Regions from separate parts of the Homo sapiens genome. Here region 1 is linked to region 2. A link is an interaction called in ENCODE POLR2A ChIA-PET data of the cell type or tissue named here. Cell type or tissue: MCF 10A. All regions are shown on one strand. Links, peaks and the distances in the headings refer to the core of each region. The heading gives the core; the rest is flanking DNA. Region 1 has its middle 69 kb from the start of RASL11A. Region 2 has its middle 23 kb from the start of USP12-DT.

Region 1 (2,913 bases), core at 96-2,595, 140 kb after region 2:
CTTGGGCCCACGGAGCCTCAGCTTGCACCCCGAATGCTGATGGTGCTCAGAATTGATATTGTGGGTAGTTACAGGCCCTGGGTGTCTCAAATAAACTGTGAGTAGGGGGATTGCTTTAGGGGCTTCTGATTTCTCCCTACGGCTCAGATGCCCTCCCTCAGTTCAAAGTCTTTAAGCCCACATGATTGGTCCTGGAGTTCTTGAGGTGAGCCTTGGGTTGGGAGATATCTCAGGCTCAAGAGCAGTCAAGGCCATGCCCTACTCACTCTGGTCCCACTAATCTACTCCCCACAGAACATTACACTCTGTACCCCCACCACAATACAACCACACATGTGCACACACACCATGCACTCACACACACCACACACTCAGCCCCCATACGTCACACCACATGCACACACACTTACATACATGCATCACACACCACACACACACAGTCACACATATACTCACACCTCCACATCCCATACCACATACACACATACCACATATCACACATGCAACACATGCACACTCACACCCACACCACACACACAGCACACTCCTCATGCCCTCCACATCCCCACACCCCACACACTCATATACCACACATCATACACACATACACTATGCACAACTCACATCACCCATCCCTATACTCTCACACCACACCTCACATACACATAGCACGCTCACACCTCACACACACACACCACACCACCTTTACATTCGCAGAGTTTTGTAAGGTCTTTCCAAAACCCGTGCAATGCCAGCCTGGCCAACACGGAGAAACCCTGTCTCTACTAAAAATACAAAAATTAGCTGGGCATGGTGGCGGGCGCCTGTAATCCCAGCTACTTGGGAGGCTGAGGCCAGAGAATCGCTTGAACTTGGGAGGCGGAGGTTGCAGTGAGCCGAAATTGTGCCGCTGCCTGGGTGATAAAGCGAGACTCAGTCACTAAAAAAAAAAAAAAAAAAAAAAAAAAAAAAACCAAAACCCGTGCAATCCTCACTTCTAGCAACCGCCAGGGGTCTCTCCCCACTGTCTGTGCCATTCAGTGGCCATAAGCAAGACAACACCTTCACTGTGGGTGTCCTGGCTAGAGAAAGGGGTCCAGCTTGGAGACATAGTTTGCTAGTACATCAATCATTAAGAAAATCATATGTGTTTAAAACACACTGAATTTTATTTTCTTTGGAATTTTTTTAATTTTTTACTTAATATTACATTAGGGTACAGTATAACACAACGTGGATTTTTATCCTGGCTCTGCCATTTACAAGTCAGTTAACCTTTGACAAGCAGCTTGATTTCCTCATCTGTGAAATAGGAATGACTATTATTTTTTTAAATGCTTTTTTTTTTTTTTTTTTTTTTTTTTTTTTTGAGAAAGAGTCTCACTCTGTTGCCCAGGCTGGAGTGCAGTGGTGCGATCTCAGCTCACGGTAACCTCTGCCTCTCGGGCTCATGCGATTGAAATAGGAAGAATTCCATATGTCTCAAAGGGTTGTTGTGAAGGTAAGGGCCAACCGCATAGCGCCCCTACTGTTCTGTTTGGTGCATGGTGGGTGCTTAGTGCATGGTAATGAGGAGACAAGCAATAGAGTTGTCTTCATCTGGCTCTGCCTCTCCCAGTGGCAGGGGCTGCACCCATTCTCAACATTCCCTTGGGCCAGGGCCCCCAACTTCTCCAGGTCCTGGGGAGATGGTGTGTCCCACTGGCTAAAGGATGAATGTATAGCTTTTGGCCCATCACCTCTCCATGAGTGTTCTACCAGTGTGGAGATATCTTCAGCTAGAAAAAAAAAAAAGTCGCTGGGCACAGTAGCTCATGCCTGTAATCCCAGCACTTTGGGAGGCCGAGGCAGGCAGATCATTTGAGGCCAGGAGTTCGAAACCAGACTGGGCAACATGGTGAAACCCTGTCTCTAGTAAAAATACAAAAATTAGCCAGGCATGGTGGCGCGCACCTGTAATCCCAGCTACTCAGAGGCTGAGGTACGAGAATTGCTTGAACCTGGGAGGCAGAGGTTGCAGTGAGCCAAGATCTCACCACTGCACTTCAGCCTGGGTGACAGAGTGAGACTCTGTCCCAAAGGAAAAAAAAAGTATCCTTCTTGGGGCAGTCTGGTTTCTCTGGAGGTTCATTCACTCCCTACAGGCGTCTCTCATTGGCTTTCTGCCTGCCAGTCTCACCTGCCTTCCTGCATGAACTGCTCTAAGGAAAAAGCAATGTTCTATTTGTTATCCTGGGTGGTGGTGACTCTGGTGTTGACTTTCTAATACAGAGATGATAGACTTCATAATATTTTTAATAAGTGAAAAACCAAAGTAGCAATATGAGGGTTGCCTGGAAAAGAGCTGGGCTGAAAAGGAGGTGAGTTAGGAGGCTCCTGTCAGATCCAGGTGAGAAGTGGTGAGGGTCTGGACTTGGGCACTGGCAGAGAGAATGGAGAAGCGGGGAGGGCATCCTCACACCCCAAGGTGGTGGAAACGAAGTGCTTTGGCACCTGCCGTTGCACTGAATACATACGAGGGAATTGTCCAGAACTCCAATGACCCCTGGGTTTCCTTTAGCAGACTGCATAGTCTGTGGTGGGTGGGGCAGCAGGGGAATGGGTTGAAAGGGATGATACCTTTTGTTTAGGGCGAGTTGAATTTGGAGTGCTTCTGGGAACATCCAAGTGGAGTGTCCGGTAGTCAGTCAATAAGGGGACTGTAGCTCAGCAGAGTCAGGAGCAGCTGTCTTCAAAAAATGCTCAACAGCGGCAGGGCGCGGTGGCTCATGCCTGTAATTCCAGGACTTTGGGAGGCCGAGGCAGGCGGATCACGAGGTCGGGAGATTGAGACCATCCTGGCTAACGCGGTGAAACCCCGTCTCTACTAAAAATACAAAAAATTAGCCAGGCGTAGTGGCGGGCGCCTGTATT
Region 2 (2,913 bases), core at 228-2,727:
ACATAAAAAGTACCGGGTATAGAATAAGCATCTGGTATACCTGAGCTAGTCACACACAGAGGAAAGTAAATTACCACCAGCTAGACATTTTCAATCTATAATAGCCTGTGCAAGTAAAACAAAGCAAAAAATAGAAACACTCTCTAAGGGCCATTGAATCAGTTAGGATTAGGTTTAGCTACGTGAAATAAACAAATAACCATCCCACCCCATGCCCACACACTCAGACACATACACACAAAAACCCCAGCAGTTTAGAAATACAGAAATTAGTTTCTCTCACACATAAAATAAGCCGGAAAGTAGGCAGCCCAAGATTGCACAATCACCTGGATTCAGGCTCCTTTCTCCCTCCTGCTCTGTCGGCTTCCTGGTCCTGGAAGTCTGCTTGGCTCCTACCATCTCATCTCCTTTTTCCAAGCAGTGAGGAGGAGGAAGGTGCAAAAATGAACCTACACCTTACCATTTAAAAACACTTCACAGACTGGCCTTTGTGGCTCACCCCTATAATTCCAGCACTTTGGGAAGCTGAGGCAGGAGAACTGATTGAGCCCGGGAGTTACTGAGACCAGGATGGGCAATGTAGGGAGACTCTGTGTCTACGAAAATTTTAAAAATTAGTTGGGCATGATGGCTGACAACTGTGGTCCCAGCTACTCAGGAGGCTGAGGCGGGAGGATCACTTGATCCCAGGAGGTTGAGGCTGCAGTGAGCTTTGATGGCACCACTGCACTCCAGCTTGAGCAGTAAAAGCAAGATTCTGTCTCCAAAATAAAGAAATAAATAAAAATATTTATCAGCTATTACATCCAACATTTCCATTAACATCCCATTGGCCAAAATTTGGTCTCATAGTCTTGTCTAGCAATCAGGAGGCTAGGAAATAGTCTTTATTCTGGGTGGGCGTGTGCCTAGCTAATAACTGGGGGTTCTAGCACAAACAAAGGAGAGAATGGATATTAGAGAGGAAAGGAGCATTCCATTCCCCAGCTGGGTGGATAACAAACTGCCTCTGAGCAAGAAACATAATGAAAATATTCAAACACAGGGAAGGCTGCCCCAAGATTGACTTATTTGTTTATTTATTTGTTAGGGTATAATTGTCAATGGTTTACTTATTGTGTCTTATAGAATCATAAGCTAGATTATGTCCTCAGCCCTCCTGGAAATGCTTGGCAGAGTGTGCGTCCCATTCAACCTCCACAGCGTAAAGGAAAGGGAAGGCACTTGGGGAGATTTCAAAGAAAAGCCACCAGGATGACTAATAGCTCAAAACAATAAGACCTAGGACGCACTGTTAAGGAATGAGTCAGCCAGGGAAAGAGATGGCTAGAGGGTGACTAAATAATGATCCCTTGCTATACAAAGGTCTCTGCACAGAGGAGGAGGGAGTAGGAGCAGGAGAAGAAGGAGGAAGATGACCAGGAGTATGGTCATCTCCACTAGGGGTTGAACGGAAGGAAACGGGAGCAGGAGTGACTTAAAGATACCTGAAAGGACAAATGTGCTGAAGGGGATGCTTGTCAAAATACAGGAGATGGTATAAACATATAGCACGTGGGGATTATACATTGGCATCTCTGACCACCGTGGTATTTGAATGTGCTCTTCACTAAAGCAAAGCTTGAGAGTTTGCGGGGAGGGAGGGGCATTCACAGGTGGAGGGAGGGTGAACGACCAGAACTCCTATGATTTCCTTCTCTGTGCCTCAGTTTCCCTCATGGAATAACCATGTGTTGGAGTTCAGAAAAGAGATCCTATATTGATTTGAAAGATACACTCTGGTTTTGCAGATGTACAGAAAATAATAACTAAACAATATCAGTATGTGGCAGAAGAGATCCTACCAGTAGAAAGGAATGCCCTTTCTGCATTTTAAGATCTCATTTTTTAAATTATAAAAGGAATATAATGGCTTTCCAGTCAAGGTGGCCCCATAAGATGCATGCCATCTGCTGCACACATTCAACAATGTCAAACTAATACACAAAGAGAAAACCAAAAAAGATATAGCATGGCTCAGAAACAAGACAATTATTTACATGGACCAGAAACAAGAGAGAGCTGAATGAGGCAGAAACTAGGACCAGGGGCCGTGGGTCTCAAACAGGCAGTGGTAGTTGAGAATCTGGCTTCTCTAGAGACCAAAGCCAGGAGCCTGTAGAAGCCAGGGGCTGCAGTAGAGCTCTCCTTCCTCCTCTCCCCCAGCGCCTGCTCCTCTCCCACTCCCCAGGGGTAACCACTCTCCCTTTTCAGCCCTCCTGAGAGCCACTCTGTAAGATGAGGACATGTGGCATCTACAGGGCTTCCCACCTCGCTTCTCCTTCCCTGATTTCTATTCAATTCTGCCACTGTCCTTACCTCTTCATTCTGTTAACTATGATTCTTTTGTGTTTTGTATATAGGTGCACTGCAGAAACGAGTAATATGACTAAACCCATAGAAAAGGGAACATATTCTATGTTATTAAATCTGCCATGATTTAATGGAATATTTTTCCAAATTCAATACATAGCTCAAAATCATGTCATATTTTAGTTAGCTTCGGTTTTTTCATTTGTTTTTTGGTTTTTGGGTTTTTTTTAAAAGACAGAGTCTCACTCTGTCACCCAAGCTGGAGTGCACTGGTGTGATCATGGCTTACTGCAGCCTCATCCTCCCGTGCTCAGGTGATCCTCTCACCTCAGCTTCCCGAGTAGCTGGGACTACAGGCATGCACCGCCATGCCCAGCTAGTTTTTGTATTTTCAGTAGAGACGGGGTTTCACCATGTTGCTCAGGCTGGTGTCAAATTCCTGAGCTCAAGCTATCTGCCCACCTCTGTAATCCCAGAACTTTTGGAGGCCGAGGTGAGCAGATGCCTTGAGACCAGGAGTTTGAGACCAGCCTGGGCAACACAGTGAGACCCCATCTC

The links. ChIA-PET counts read pairs that join two places held together with the same protein. Peaks named below come from ENCODE experiments on the same cell type or tissue, not always from the same donor. Only the 100,000 strongest peaks of a DNase experiment are listed, where the experiment ranks them.
Region 1: POLR2A ChIA-PET joins it to region 2 with 5 read pairs; 2 of 35 experiments call an interaction of 5 or more read pairs at or near these places.

The regions. Positions count from the first base shown.
Region 1 is chr13:27,337,975-27,340,887 of GRCh38, forward strand. No RefSeq gene overlaps it. Among named protein-coding and RNA genes, the nearest start is that of RASL11A, 69 kb to the left of the region's middle. In MCF 10A, for the core only: a CTCF peak has its summit at 1,519; a DNase peak (open chromatin) is centred at 1,517.
Region 2 is chr13:27,194,115-27,197,027 of GRCh38, forward strand. No RefSeq gene overlaps it. Among named protein-coding and RNA genes, the nearest start is that of USP12-DT, 23 kb to the left of the region's middle. RefSeq lists an enhancer at 699-1,898. In MCF 10A, for the core only: no CTCF peak of the experiment used is centred there; DNase peaks (open chromatin) are centred at 337 and 1,287.